Regions from separate parts of the Homo sapiens genome. Here region 2 is linked to region 1. The links are chromatin loops, found by intact Hi-C in ENCODE. Cell type or tissue: OCI-LY7. All regions are shown on one strand. Each heading gives the region's core, and the rest is flanking DNA. Links, peaks and the distances in the headings are about the cores only.

What was found. A loop is a pair of places that touch in the nucleus more often than their neighbours do. Peaks named below come from ENCODE experiments on the same cell type or tissue, not always from the same donor. Only the 100,000 strongest peaks of a DNase experiment are listed, where the experiment ranks them.
Region 2: a loop joins it to region 1, with 2.8 times the contacts of the local background. A loop is called at or near these places in 26 of 110 quality-filtered maps.

What each region holds. Positions count from the first base shown.
Region 1 is chr12:108,464,813-108,472,343 of GRCh38, forward strand. The region is part of intron 2 of LINC01498 (long intergenic non-protein coding RNA 1498); the gene reads right to left. Among named protein-coding and RNA genes, the nearest start is that of LINC01498, 5.1 kb to the right of the region's middle. RefSeq lists a silencer at 3,587-3,787. In OCI-LY7, for the core only: no CTCF peak of the experiment used is centred there; a DNase peak (open chromatin) is centred at 3,699.
Region 2 is chr12:108,001,150-108,008,680 of GRCh38, forward strand. No RefSeq gene overlaps it. Among named protein-coding and RNA genes, the nearest start is that of WSCD2, 120 kb to the right of the region's middle. In OCI-LY7, for the core only: no CTCF peak of the experiment used is centred there; no DNase peak of the experiment used is centred there.

The sequences.
Region 1 (7,531 bases), core at 1,308-6,307:
TCTTGCAGCCACGACTTCTGGAACTCTGTCTCCCAGGATGTGACCGTGTACTAAAATATTTTACATGCCATGTATCCATGATAGTTCCATGAGGGAACTACCATTATCATCCCCATTTGAAAGATGGGGAAACTGAGGCTCAGAGAAATTCTGTAATGAGCTCAAGGTCATAGAGCCTCTTACCAGCTGAGCTGAGATTTAGACCCAGACAGGCTGAGTGCAGAGCTGATGCTCTTGACCATGACACTGGAGACCTCCTGGCACCAAGGATGCCATAGGATGAGTGAAGTCTCCAAGAAGTCTACCAACTGGTTTCTGCCTTAATTTTCTTGACCCCAGGACCCAAGGCCCCGGGTGCAAGGGTAGCCACAGCAGAGGCTCAGAAGTCCACACTGAACTGAGGAATGGGGTCAGTCCTACCCTGTGTCAGAAATCCCTTTCTCTTGCTTTGCGAGGCCAAAGGGATCAAGTCAAACCAACCATGGCTGTTTCCCTAAAAATCCCATTTTCCCTCTCAGTGAAGGAGAAAGCAATATGATTCTGCAGGCTCCCTGAATGGTGAATTTGCCCCTGTTAGGCAGCTTCTAGGGCTGATTTGGAGAAAAGAAACAAATCACTCCAGCACCTAAATCTAACAAGCTGGGAGAGATGGCAGTAAGGATTGCTGCCGGGAGGTGGGGCAGGAACCAGGAGATGTTTATAGGGCACCAGAGAGAAAGAAATGGGGATGGTTGAGCCCATTCTGCTGCTGACCCCAGATTTATACACTACAGGCCTCGTTCATGGTCCCCATGGGACCACAGGTCCTTTCAGCATCTCCTCCTAGCTTGGGAAGATGAATCACACACACAGAGGAAGCGAGTGTTGCTGTATCTTTGTGAGTGAGCCTGTGTGTGCTTGGATGTGTGTGTGTGCACACATTGGAATGTCTTTGTGTGTCTGCCTCAGTGTATCTGTGTGTCTTTGTATATGCATTTGTGTTTCTGCCTTTGGCTACATCTTTCAGATGGATGAGATCAGTTTCTCTTTCAAGTCGCCTTTTGGGAGTTTACTACAAGATCCGCTTCCCTCCCCTCTACTGGACAGAGTGATGCCTCATCTTCCCTGCCTCTGAATGTTGAGGCACCTTCTCCCCTGCTGACAAAAAATCAAATCTTGGAGGTGGTCTTCGATTCTACTCAGGGGAAGTAAAAGTCTGTAATTATGATATACTACCAAATGAGGTGGGTGGTTTCAAGCCCCTAGCTGGTAAATTCCCTCCTCTTTCCTTCTTGCAAGTCAATTCCTTTTGTTTTTTGGGTTTTTTTTTTTTTAGATGGAGTCTTACTCTGTTGCCCAGGCTGGAGTGCAGTGGTGCAATCTCAGCTCACTGCAACCTCTGCCTCCCAGGTTCAAGCGATTCTCCTGCCTCCACCTCCTAAGTAGCTGGAATTACAGGCATGTGCCACCACACCTGGCTAATTTTTGTACTTTTAGTAGAGTTGGGGTTTCACCATGTTGGCCAGGCTGGTCTCGAACTCCTGACCTCAAGTGATGCACTTGCCTTGGCCTCCCGAAGCACTAGGATTACAGGCATGAGCCACCACCCACTGCACCCAGCCAAGTCAGTTCTTATTTAGAGCAAAGATTTTTTTTCGCTGATGCAAACTATTTAAGCTATTTATGTAGTACTTATTCCCCTGCACAGACATGTGATAGCCACATATTTAAAGTCTGTAAATAATACTATCAAAATGATCTTAATCTTCTAAATCTCACAAATGTTTATATTTTACAACCCAATCAAAAATTAATGCTAAACAAGCCAATCATAGAGCAAAGATTTTTAACCTCTGCATCTGTCGTCATGTTTTGGGCAACATGTGCAGCCTACCAGCTCTCTTCTGTGCCTTCATGACCTAGAAGCTACATGTGGGGTGGCAGCATCACAAAAATCAAAGTAGCCTGAGTCCCTAAGTAATTGCATGAGGGACCACCACCATAGAGGGTTGACTGACTCCCAACAGAATTTATGTAAGAGAAACAAAGCTTGATTGTCTAAAATCACAGAGACTTCTGGGTTTGCTTGTTACTGCATTCATAAGCTTATCCTAACTAATACAACAACTAAATCATCTTATGTATCCCTGGTGGTATACACAATAAAACCTTGGCATACATTTGACTTGGCTATTTCTAAGATCCCACTTAGCTCTGAGACTCGATAATCCTAACCTCTTATGATAGCATGACCCTAATTATTTACCCAGATCACACCTCTGGGTCTCTGAAACATAAATTTGCAGACTGACATTGCCACCCAGCCCTCTAGTATATGAGGAGATACGTCTAAAGATGCTACCAGGCCCTCCCAGAATGGAAAAGCATGAAACTGAGGGATTTTTTTCTGCGACTGTGAAGCTTCTATATTTATTGCCCAGCCAGCTGCATTTCACCCTGTGCTGGGCAACGGTTCCTAGATGAACCCAACCCAAAGCCCTTCTCCCCATGAGCCTTTCTACAATCCAAACCCTCCCAATTAAGGAGACAACTTTGAAATTAACCCTAACTAAGTCTCAGAAGTGTCCTTGGACTTCAAGCAAGCTGAGTACCTTGGGGGACTTATTCTGGCTCTTGTTGGACTTGATACTCATGTCTACCGAAGTGTCAGGTGACTTGGGTTCCAATCACAGCTCTCGCATTCCTAGCAGTGTGAACTCTGACAAGTTACATGGCCTCTCTGAGTCATATCTTCAACTGTAAAATGTGGATAATAATAGTACCTGCCTCCTAGGATTGTCCTGAGGATATACAGAGCATAAAACTAGTGCCCCAACGTCAATGAAAAAAAGGAGCCCTTTGTGTAAGCAGAATGGGGGAAAGCACCCATAACCAAACTCTAATCAGACAAAGTGTCAGCTCTTTAGCCATTGGAGTCACCAGTAAACTTGGCCTGAGAGAGTAAACCTTCAATTCACTATTGCTGTCTAGCTAAGACAGGCTTCTCGGGGTGCCATTGTTATCAGGGATGGGGAGGAATGGGACAGAGCACCAGTACCTTTTGATGAGGAGGAGAGTCACTGCTTAGGTACTGCTGGGGAAGTCCCAGTCAGGCAGTGAGATGCTCCAGGCACTAAAAAGACAGCATGAAACGGGCACATATATCACTTCTTCACTTGAAGTCCCAGTTTCTTCCCGCATCAAATCCACAGGCTATATTGAGGGTCTAAAGTGGCTGCCACAGATTTTAAAATGTGGAGACCCTGCGAGGTGTTATCATTGCTATTGCCAACATCATTACTGCATACGCTTCTCCCCATGAAAAGCCCTTACAGAAACTCCCCCGCCACCCCCATATTTTCTCCCTCAGAGCCCCATACTACGTGGATGGATAAATAAAAAACCAATGCTTTTCAATTTCCAGGACCCTCCTGAGATCATTATTCACTCTCCAAGAGGGTAGCTTTTAATTCTGCTATAAATGAGAGGCTGGCCTTTAACTCCCCACTCTCTGTTGTCATGGAAACTGGTGCACTAGCAACTTGGCGTGGAAACAAGAAATGGGTATTCTTTTTCCATCAAGAAGAGGAAAGGCTGGGAGAACTTCAAGGTAGGAGGTGGAGACCTTGCACTCTATGTGATCTCCCTTTGAAAAGGAACCACCCAAAAGATGCCAATAAGGAAATTCTATTGCAGAGCCCTAGAACTAACTTCAGGACCATGGAGAGCTCCCTGAAAAGTTAAAGGTTGAGCCAGGAGCAGGAGAAAAAATGAAGTCAGTAGCTACACCATATCCTCAACTTCTACAGAAGACAAAGTATAAAAGGCAGGGACTGTGCTGCAGAGGCGAGAAGACGAGAGGGGAGGAGAGAGGAGTGGAGAGGAGGGGAAGGGAGGGGAGGGGAGGGGAGGGGAGGGGAGGGAAGGGAAGGGAAGGAAAGGGAAGGGAAGGGAAGGATCCCTCTGGCATTAATCCGTCTTAGTCCCAATCCCAAATTCCCAGGATAAAGACTCTACATGGGGAGGTGTTTCCCCTTTAGCTAATTTGCTATGAATAGGGAAAGTGGGACCTCACTGGACACATGTGGCCAGTGGGTACACATCCAGGGACCCTGTGGATCAGAGAGGTGCGAGAAGCAGTGTTCAAGAAGATGGGAATGAATGTGAGCTGTGCGAGATCTCATAAACTCACTGTGGCAATGATAGATCCTGGACCCTAAAAATAGAAAGAATGCATTCTCTAAAAGCTGAGAAATTTGGCCAAGGAAGGAATTGGGGTCCATCCTACATGGAAGCCAGTAATGGGGATGGGAGAGTTAAGCCAAACCCATGAACTTTAAAAAGCATCCAACTTCTACTCAGTAGTCATTGAAATGGTCTCCATAAAGCTCCGAGGCAAAATTATAGATCATCATTTTAATTGAGTGAAATTGGCTATACATTAATATTCATGATTATTAGAGCAGCTAATTTTCCTCTTTATAGAAAGTGAGTGGGGGATCATTTCAGCTGCTACTTACTTTTCCTCCCTTTGATTTCTGCGGAGGAGGTGAAAGAATAAAACACACAGCACTTGGAATCAGCCATCAATTTTGGAATGTTGGGTAATTATCAAGGATTTTTTAAATTGCTTTGACCTCTTAGAGGGACTGCGTAGAAGCATTCTATGAATATTAAAAAAAAAATGCACCTGCTAGCCTCCAGGCCTGGTCCCTTTGGCCAAATAAGGGCAGGTGACTTAAATGACATAAGCACCCCATCCACTCCACTGCCCCACCAACCCACCAAGGATGAAAATAACAACAACAATAACAATAATAACAGTCATCAGAGCCCATGCTGGGTGCAGCCAAGATGGGATGAGAGTGCACAGGTAGGGTGACAAGGGTGTCCATGCATGGAAGGGGTGGCAGCTGAAACAGGAGAATCGTTACATTGACCACTGAGTATAAATGGATTTCTCACTGTCAGAGAAAGGAGTCACAAATGTGGAAAGGAAGAGAACCAGAATGAGCTCTATGGTGATGGATTGGAGTCAGAGGTGTATTAACGTGACTTTCTGGTTTCCAATATGGAGAAAAAAATCTAATAAATATAGATGTAAACATGTTTGTACATGTGTATATCTACATACACATACATGTGTGCACACACACATGTACTCCCTAGATTTGCACATTAAGAGGACCTGGAATCAGTGCTGCCCTAATAGCTATAAACATACTTTACACCAATATCTTTGTTTCCAGATATTCTCCACTAAATTGAATCAAGGCACTTTAGGGAAATGGCTGATTCCAAGGCTGGCTCCAGGAAAAAACAAGATAACTGGAACATCTTGTGCCAGAAAGCAAGAAAACATTCAAAGTATCATAGGGGTCACATCAAGGGACACAGACACCAGCTTGAAGTGGCTCTCACCAGCCAAAAATGACGTGATTTGAGAATCAAAATAAATGAGAATAGTAATGAATTACAGCCCACTCAAAAAACTAGCATGGAATGAGTTCATACTGATATAAATAAATGAATGAATAAAGTAAATGTTTGATACTGAATAGGATATTTACATAATTTCAAAGACCCTCCCCACAAAAAATACTGCGAAGACAGAAAGAGTAATTTTAGAGTGGAGAGAAGTCCCCTGTGGGGAGGGCCCCTCAATTAAGTGACCAGAGTGAATGCCAGCAGTAATCACATGCCATCCAACAGGGTTCCATGAGAAGGATGCCACGTCTTTCACATGCTATTCCTGCCCAAGATGCATGACCTGAATCTATTCACCAGGGAGCATCAGACACACCCACACAGAGTGACATTCCACAAAATGCTGGCTGTCCCCTCCAAAAGCATCACGAGAGTCCAAGAGAGACTGAGGAACACTCCAGACTGGAGGACATCCAAGAGACAGGACAGCTAAACACAACAGTAGATGCTGAACTGGATCCTTTCACTGGAAAGGACGTTATTGGCACAAATAGGAAACCGTGAATGGGGTCTGAGGATTAGATGGGTGTAATGTTGCAGGATTCATGTCCTGACCTAACAATTTTACCATGATCACTAAGAGCATGTCCTTATTTTAAGGAAATAGACTCTACTGTATTCAGGGGTGACAGGGCATCGATTTGACAACTTATTTTGAAATGGCTTTGGAGGAAAAAAAAGTGATCTGTATTGAACTTGCAACTTTATAATAATGATCATAGTAACTGCTAATTTGAATGTCTACTATGCACAATGCACTTTTTACAACTCTGTTTCTACCTTATAATAACCTTACAAAATCATCCTAATATATTCCCATTTCATAGATGAGAAAACTGAGGTTCCAAGAAGTCAAGCATCATGCACAAGGTCATTACTACTTTTATTCTACAAGTGTGGACTGTGTCTCTGGGGACTGTGCCAGACACTGGGCATATAGTGAGGAATAAAATAAGCATGTCCTTCTCCTAGTGAGGAATAAAATAAGCAGGAATTTTAAATCCAGGATGCGCTATGGGCAAGAACCAGGAAAACAAACAAGGAAATCATTCCTGGCAGGATGAGAGCCGTGAACATACAAACACAAGGTTTTGGAGAAAGATGATATTGAGGAGCAGAGGATGAACCCAGTCTGTGAGCCTTTATGGGTCTTGGTAGAATTTGGATTTTATTCTAAATCAATGGGAAATCATGGTCATGATTTGTGCATGGAAATGACATGATCTGATTTGGGTTTTTTGGGGGTTTGTTTGTTTTGAGATGAAGTCTTGCTCTGTCACCCAGGCTGGAGTGCAGTGGTGTGATCTTGGCTCGCTGCAACCTCCACCTCCCAGGTTCAAGCGATTCTCCTTCCTCAGCCACCTGAGTAGCTGGGATTAATTGCAGAGGTGTGGTACCATGCCCAGCTAATTTTTGAATTTTTAGTAGAGTCAGGGTTTCACTATGTTGGCCAGGCTGGTCTCAAACTCCTGAATTCAAGCGATCTACCCACCTCGGCTTCCCAAAGTGCTGAGATTACAGGTGTGAGCCATCATGCCTGGCCCTGATTTGTATTTTAAAGGAACTTCCTAGCTTCAGAGAGGGATTATCAGGGCAAGAAGAGACAATGTGGGGGCCAATGAGCTGCTAAGTGGCAGAGCCAGTTTTCCCCACCCCCAGGTCTCTCTGGCCTCACTCTCTTGCCACTCCAGCAGGTACCCTGAGTGTCCTCCCCATCCCTCCACACTTACCTCATCTGGTTGCCCTAAGCAGGTCGGCATCGCCTGGAATTAACACTGCCTATGCGGCTGGGAAAGCATCTCTCCAGTGATGATTGTAGAAGTTGCTGGGTAAATACATATTTAGCAAAACGAGCCACTCCATAGTAGCCTCTGAGATTCCACATTGCAGAGAGATTAAGGGAGGAGGGGGTGGCTCTAGGATTAAATAAGATCTGGGTTCTAAGGCCCAGGTATGCCAGGTAGCGAGAGACAGAGGTGAGAAGCACATGGGCTCCTTAAACTAGAGCTGATAATGATTCTCCCCACTTTTCTTGTTTGAATGTCTTCCATTTTAAGTCCCCCCA
Region 2 (7,531 bases), core at 1,130-6,129, 460 kb before region 1:
GTCTGTAGTGTCTAAGGTATTGATAGGAGTGACTGGGATCCTCTTGATTACCTCCTCACTGCAGGGAGAAGATCTTTCTGGTTCCCAGCTGATACTGGTTGGGGAATGGGGTGGTGGAGGCCCAGAATTTGTCTCTTTTTTACTTGGTCATCCCAAGTTTTTGTGCTCACCAGGGTTTCTGTCACTCCTCTGATGCACTGTAGCAATCTCCCTCAGTTATTTGTATTAAAATATAGTTGTTTATCTATTGTTCTGGCTGTGTCTTTGTGACAGGAATGAGTACTAGGGGCTTCTAGCTGTCCATCTTGCTGATGTCACTTTTCCTATAATTATTCATTTTTGATAAGTTTCTGTCTCCTTCACCAGATCATGAGCTTCTTTGGGGAAGGGTCCGTATGTTAGGAATCTCTGTATTATCTGTGCCTGGTCCACATAGCAGCTCAATAAATGTTTATTGTATGAATAAAAGATTGCATGCAATAATTGGGAACACAAATCAGTGGATGCCATAAGAATGGTCATATTTTCTTACTCATGGGGACAATAGGATAAAATGTGGTACCTAGTGAGGAGTACTAGGAGAAGGACCATCAAGTTTATTTTACTATCTGCTGCTGTAGGGATGGCATCTATTATCTTTTCTAATCTTAGGGGTAGAATGGAGGTCAAGGCTCATGTCTTAGTGCCATAGCCCATGTCCAAGGGCAGATGAAACATTTCCCTGGGCAGAGACTGTGGGGGACCCTTGATTGAACACACCGGACCTCCACCCCTTAGCCAAGCACAGTGGTATGTGTGTGCTTTATGTGCACAGTTCTCACAATGCACATTAGAAAAACCTACAAGCCCTACCTTCAAAATATTAGGCTGGTGCAAAAGTAATTGAAATTTTTGCCATTGAAAGCAATATTTCCAGAATCTCAAAACTTCTCACCATCTCCACTGATACTGCCCTGATCCAGGCCACCATCATGTCTTGTTTGAATGATTTTAATAGCCTCAACTGATCTCTTTGCTTCTGTCCGTATTCCAACCTCCATCTCATCCCCTTTCAGTCTAATCTAACCCCAGCCGCCAGAATGATCTTGTGAAAATAACATCCTTTCTCTGCTCAAAAACCTCCCATACTTTCTGTCTCACTCAGAGGAAAAATCAAAGTCCTTATGGTAGCCCTCAAGGTCCTACAGGATCAGCTCTTCGCCTCACCTCCTGATCGCATTTCTGATCATGCCCTTCTTCTTTCACTTTGTTCCAGCCACATGGACCTTTGTGCTATTCCTCTATTATGCCAAATGTGCTCCTGCCCCAGGGCATTTGCCCTTGCTACTTCCTCTGCAAAGATGATCCTCCCCTATATGTCCACGTGGCTCATTTCTTCATCTCCTTCAGGTCTTTGCTCAAATGCAATCTCATCAGATAAGCCTCTCCCAAGCACCCTATAGAAAATAACACACACCACATTCCCAGGAATTACCAATCCTCTATTCTGCCTGATTTTTCTTCATAACACTTACCACCACAGATATATATTTGTGTGGTCTTACCTGCCTCCTCCTGCTAGGCATAAAGTTTATGAAAGCAGCAGCTTGGGCCATGCCTAGCCACAATTGTATCTTCGGTGTCTGGCATGAAGTAGGTACTCAGTATTTGATAAATGAATAAAGGCATGAGGAATGAGCTCATTAAACCCACTAACCAGCTCTGTGAAGGAGATATCAGGAGTATGATCCCCTTTCTTAGATGGAGTGGTGGAAGCTCTAAGTGGGGAGAGGCTTGTGGAAGCTGCTGTCTTACTCAACACAATATTTGGCTGCAGGACTGTAGAGAACAGCTCCTTTGTACTGGCTGAAATAAACAGCAAGATTTTACAGGGAGGTACTGCATTCCTTATAGAACTTCCAGAAGGACTGGAAACAGGAAATGAAAGGCTGTCAAGAACTGCAGTGCAGGGATGTCACTAGGGTGTGCGGGTCCCAAGGTAAATGCTTACTGTGGATCTCCTGTCTCTGTAAACAATGTGCATCAGCCTAAAGCAGCATGTTGGCACCATTCTGTGGACCAATTGCACCCAGTGCCATTAAGGAAGTACCACACTGGCTAGCAGAGACTATCAGCTTACTAGGCCACAGTACCCAGAACAACTTTAATCTTTGGAGCATCTGGTTGACCCAGTACATAGAGAAAAGGGTCAGAGAGAATCATGTGGGGTAGAGCAGAGACTGGAGTTCACACACTTGGTCTGAGTTTGGGGTACCCTGCCTGGATGGCACTGACAGACCCAGCAGGTTTCAGGCTCTAGAGACAGGACTTAGAAAGTTTCCAGAAAGAGTAGAAGTATCTCCAAAGTGTTAATTCTGCTGATATGTGGGGTCTGGGAAGGGGCCTTGCTATCCCAGGCATGCTATCCCATGCTATTCCATGCTAAGGGAAACCTCTCTGTTTGTCTAGCAATAACTCTGTCACATGTTCCCTGGGCCCCAACTCTGTTCCTTATTTTATTCTTCTCTCTCTCAACCTGTCTGAAAACTGGTTTGTCTGAGGAAGGCACTCTTTTTTTCTCCCTAGCTCCCATGCTTATACCATTGCCAACAGACAGCACAGACCGACCAGCACCTCTCAATCCTAATTCCAAATTTCTGGGAAAGGTGTTTTGATTGGCCCACACAGACTAATAAGCACCTCTCAATCTTAATCCCAAATTTCTGAGAAAGATGGTTTGATTGGCCATCAGGCGTAAGTGCCTGGCCCAATCACCAGTGGCAGGGGGAGGGCTATGGTGCAAGATAATAGCATAACACAAATGCAGAGGAGGGGATGATGGGTAAGGGGAAATGCCCTCAAAGTAGTCACTGTAGCTCCAGCTTATTGACGGGGAGGGGAAAGCAAGGATTAATCCTGGATGTTCCAACATTCAAAGTCTATATCTAGAACAACAATAGTGCACCTGAACACCACCCTTCTTAGATCCAATTGAGGAGCTGACAGGGCCACAGAATTCTGGTGACAGCTGCAAGATTTTAAGAAGGGTGAACTACACACTGGATTGCAAATCTTCTCCGTTTATTTCTGCAAGTTGAAATGTGGGGGCCAAAGAAAGTTGAGAGCATTCTGCCTGGAGACATGCTGACATGAACAGCAGGCTACCCTCTGAATACCTGGATGCTGAATGCATGCACACACACATTCATAAAAATTGGCACATTACACTGGGGTGAAAGCAGGTTAATTGGGTTGCTTGATCCCCTGGGCCTACTCAAGGCACTTATTGCAGACTCTAACTGAGAAGGGCTTTGAACTGCTTAGAACTGAATATGCAGATGCTAGCATTAGCCAAGACTTCCAGCTCAGCAATTTTACCTCCATCTCTATAGGCCACCTGATGCTCAGTTGGGATGTGCTGAGGCAGTGCTAGGAGAAAACAAACAAACAAAAACTGTGCTCAGTGATTATTTAGGACCATGGACAGCAACATGTGTTTCCACCTCTCGCAGAAACTTAGGTTAGGCTATATCCAGGTTGTCAGGGAGCATATTCAAGCAGAAGTTGTGTGGCCACCTACCATAGTTCATGCACTTGGATTCCTATTTATTCATGTATTACATCCATTTGTTCATATATTCATTCTTTCTATCACACATCTACAGAGAGGGAGAGGGAAGGCTAGAGAACCTAGTCATCTGATGACTTCTGATGAGATCTACCTTTGTCCACCTGTCAACTCCTTCTACCTGGGTTAATATAATAAAATGTTCATTTATTGCAACCAAATAACTTGTTGTAAAGACAGCATTATTGGATGCTAGGGTGAGAGCGCCCACCTCATCCAAAAAAACAACCAGTCTTATCTCTACCCCACAGAGCTTTGGGTATAGCAGGTTCTATGATCCAAACATTGATATCATGGGTGAAGGACAGAGCTTGGGACTGGCCCTCATGAGACAAGTGTTCTAGTCACAGCCAGAAATGGGCTCACTCTGTCTGCCCACGTGGGTAGAGGCAGTCCCCATCACTTTGGGAAAGCAGATGTCAAGCAGCAGCAATAAATTAAACCCCAGTGGTGCTTGCTTTACTGAAGCACTCAATTTAATGAGTCTTTCTTTGACACACAAAATTCTACTTACTACTTCAGCAAATGTGACCTGTTTGGTGTGAATAATTCAGTGTTTTGCAGGAAGCCTGACTTCCACTGAGAATGCAGCACTGTCAAAGATTGTTAACTAATCCTATGGAGCAGAACTGAGCTCTGGTCCACTCTGAGTCAGAAATCACTTGGGAAAACAGTCTAAAAAGAGAATATAAATGAAAAATACTTCCCCCAACTAACAACAGAAACCACCCTCCCCCAAACTCTCCCAACACATACACATCAGTGTGCAGCTCTTCTCTTCTTAAAGCTTCAAACCACGCCTGGGGAGGTTTTGATCCAGAAGAAACTTCTGAAGATGCATTTCCATGCTAAATAAAGAATTTTAAATGGAAAAGTTCAGCTCTGGATGAATATGCTGGCTGTCTCTGTCCAGAGAAAGTGAGGGGTCTGGGAAAATGAGAAAGACCTGACCACTCACATTTCAAAGAAGGGGTTCTTTTCTTTTTGTTTCATCTGTCTAATTTTGGGTAAGTCACTTCCCTTCTCTGGGCTCATTTTTTTTTTGAGACAGAGTCTCACTGTGTTGCCCGGGCAGGATGGAGTGCAATGGCATGATCTCGGCTCACTGAAACCACTGCCTCCCGGGTTCAAGTGATTCTCCTGCCTCAGCCACCGGAGTAGCTGGGATTACAGGTGTGTGCTACTACACCTGGCTAATTTTTGTATTTTTAGTAGAGACAGGGTTTCACCATGTTGGCCAGGCTGGTCTTGAACTCCTGACCTCACATCCACCACCTCAGCCTCCCAAAGTCCTGGGATTACAGATGTGAGGCACTGCGCTCAGCCCTCTGGGCTCATTTTTAAAATTAGAGCCTTGGATTAGAGATCATGGATTCTTAACCCAGAACTGGTTAAGGGCTGGTCCATGTGTGGTCAATGAAATCTCTGCAATATTGGGCAAAATTATGTTCATACATGCACTTGGGGAAGGAAAGAGGCCATGTAGCTTCTGTCAGATTCTCAGTAGTGTCCCTGGGCTCCAGAACTGCAAGACTCCTGGGCTAAGATGATTGCTCAGTCTCAGTTTGGCCCCAAATCGGGATGTGATCGTGATGTCTTCTGTGAATCTGAGCAGTTGTGTTCTGCACTTGGACTCCTTATGATGGGTTCTGAGGGACCCTGTGAGAACTTCCACCTTTCAAGCTTGAGAACAAAATTAGGGAGCCCAACTGCTGGATGCAGCAAGCATGTGGCTTTTATCAGGAGAGAACATATTCATTCATTTGTTTAGTCATTTATTCATTCCGTAAATTGTCATTTACGTATGCCAGCTGCTACCCACTGCCCACCTGGAACTCACAGTCTAAGACACAGGCAATGGAAAAACAATCATAAATGACTGTGATCACAAAGCATGGCAAGGGCTCTGAAGGGTCACTAAGCATTGTAGTGAGAGATTGTAAGAGGGACCTCTTTCTCCTTCACTGCCACATCCCATACATCCAATGAGTGAGTGACACACTGGTCTGCCTCTTCAATCACCATGGCCAATACCCTATTTCAAGTCCCCATCACCTTGCACCTGAATGTTACCAGAAAGGGGTCCCAATCCAGACCCCAAAAGAGGGTTCTTGGATCTCATGCAAGAGAGAATTCGAGGTGAATCCATAAAGTGAAAACAAGTTTATTACAAAAGTAAAGGAAAAAGAATGGCTACTCCATAGGCAGAGCAACCCAAGGACTACTGGTTGCCCATTTTTATGGTTATTTCTTGATGATATGCTAAACAAGGGATGGATTACTCATGCCTCCCCTTTTTAGACCATGCCTGACATTGCCATGGCATTTGTAAACTCTCATGGCGCCAGTGGGAGTGTAGCACTGAGGAAGACCAGAGATCATTCTCATTACTATCTTGGTTTTGGTGGATTTTGGCAGCCTTCTTTACTGCAACCAGTTTTATCAGCAAGGTCTTCATGACCTGTACCTTGTGCTGATCTCCTATTTCATTGTGTGACTAAGAATGTCTTAATCTCCTGGGAATGCAGCCCAGCAGATCTTATTTTACCCAGTCCCTATTCAAGATGGAGTTGCTCTGGTTCAAATGCCTCTGACACCTGCAGCTCTCTTCTTGGTTGCATTCTTGCCCATTGACTGAAATGGGGACATCCTGCAAGGGAGAGTGGGAGTGAGTAGGATCCAATCACGTGCTATGTGTAAGAATACAAAGTCAAACCAGCACAGTCCCTGCCCTGGAAGAACCCTCAGAAGCTCAGGAAAGAGAGTGAGAAGAGGGATGCTGAAGTGGTGGTCTGGCTACTCAAAGCAGAGGTGGGGTGGGGGTGCAGGGAAAGTACCTTCTCAAGATGAGAACTTTGAAGGACAATGTTCACTTGGATATGTAATTTACGGTACTGCAAAAAAAAAAAATCATACATTTGGCATCATGCTTGGCATTGCACAGAACAAAACATAATACAGCCAGTGCCTACACACTTATAGCTGATGCTGTTGATTCTCAGCCCACAACAGGATCCAAAACAGACTAAATAAAGCAAGCAAGCAACTCCAAACCCACAAACCAAGCAAATTAGGGGGTGATTACATCCATTTGTGTTTCAGAAGCGCTCCTTGATTTACAAAGGACTGTCTTTAAATAGCATCCCTGGAGTGTTTACAGATCTGTAACTGCTTGCTTGAAGGGCTGCAGGTAGAGAAGAAAACCAAAAACACAAGTTGTAGAATCCCTTGCCAGTTGAAGCCATCCTGAGGAGTGTATAACCTGATTCAAACCTATAAACATAGAGGGATCTATCCATGCTGTAAAGAGAAGCAAACCTGCAACCATCAACTCTGGGGAGCAGGCTGGGGTCTGAGTTCTTATCTGAGAAAATGCACATGAAAGATTTGTATGCACATGGCACATAGTAAGTGCACAGTAAACATCAGTTGTCATCATTATTCCCTATGTTCCAACACCAGCTGGCTGTCCTGCAATTCAATTCAATTCTGTCACTAACTACCTAGAGTTAGCACAGGTCCCATAGGTTAAGATACTCAGTCTCACAAGACTATCCTCACTTCAGGCAGTAACAGGAAATCCCAGGTGTTACCAGGCTGCCTACACTTCTGCTCAGCCAGCCATCAATTTAGGGGCTCTTATGACCCCCTTTCAGTTTCAGTGATTCACAAGAATGACTCACAGAACTCACTAAAGGCATTATATTTAACAATAGCAGTTTTATTAAAGAAGGCAACTCAGAAATACCCACATGGAAGAGATGTATGGGTCAAGATCTGGGAGTCAATGCAGGCGGAAGGAGCACAGAGATCCCATACCATCTCCCATGGAACCAGGGTGTGGCACTCTTCCGGCACATCAATGTGTTCATCCACCTAGAAGTGCCCCCAAGCCTTGCTGTCCAAGACTTGTTATGGAGGTTT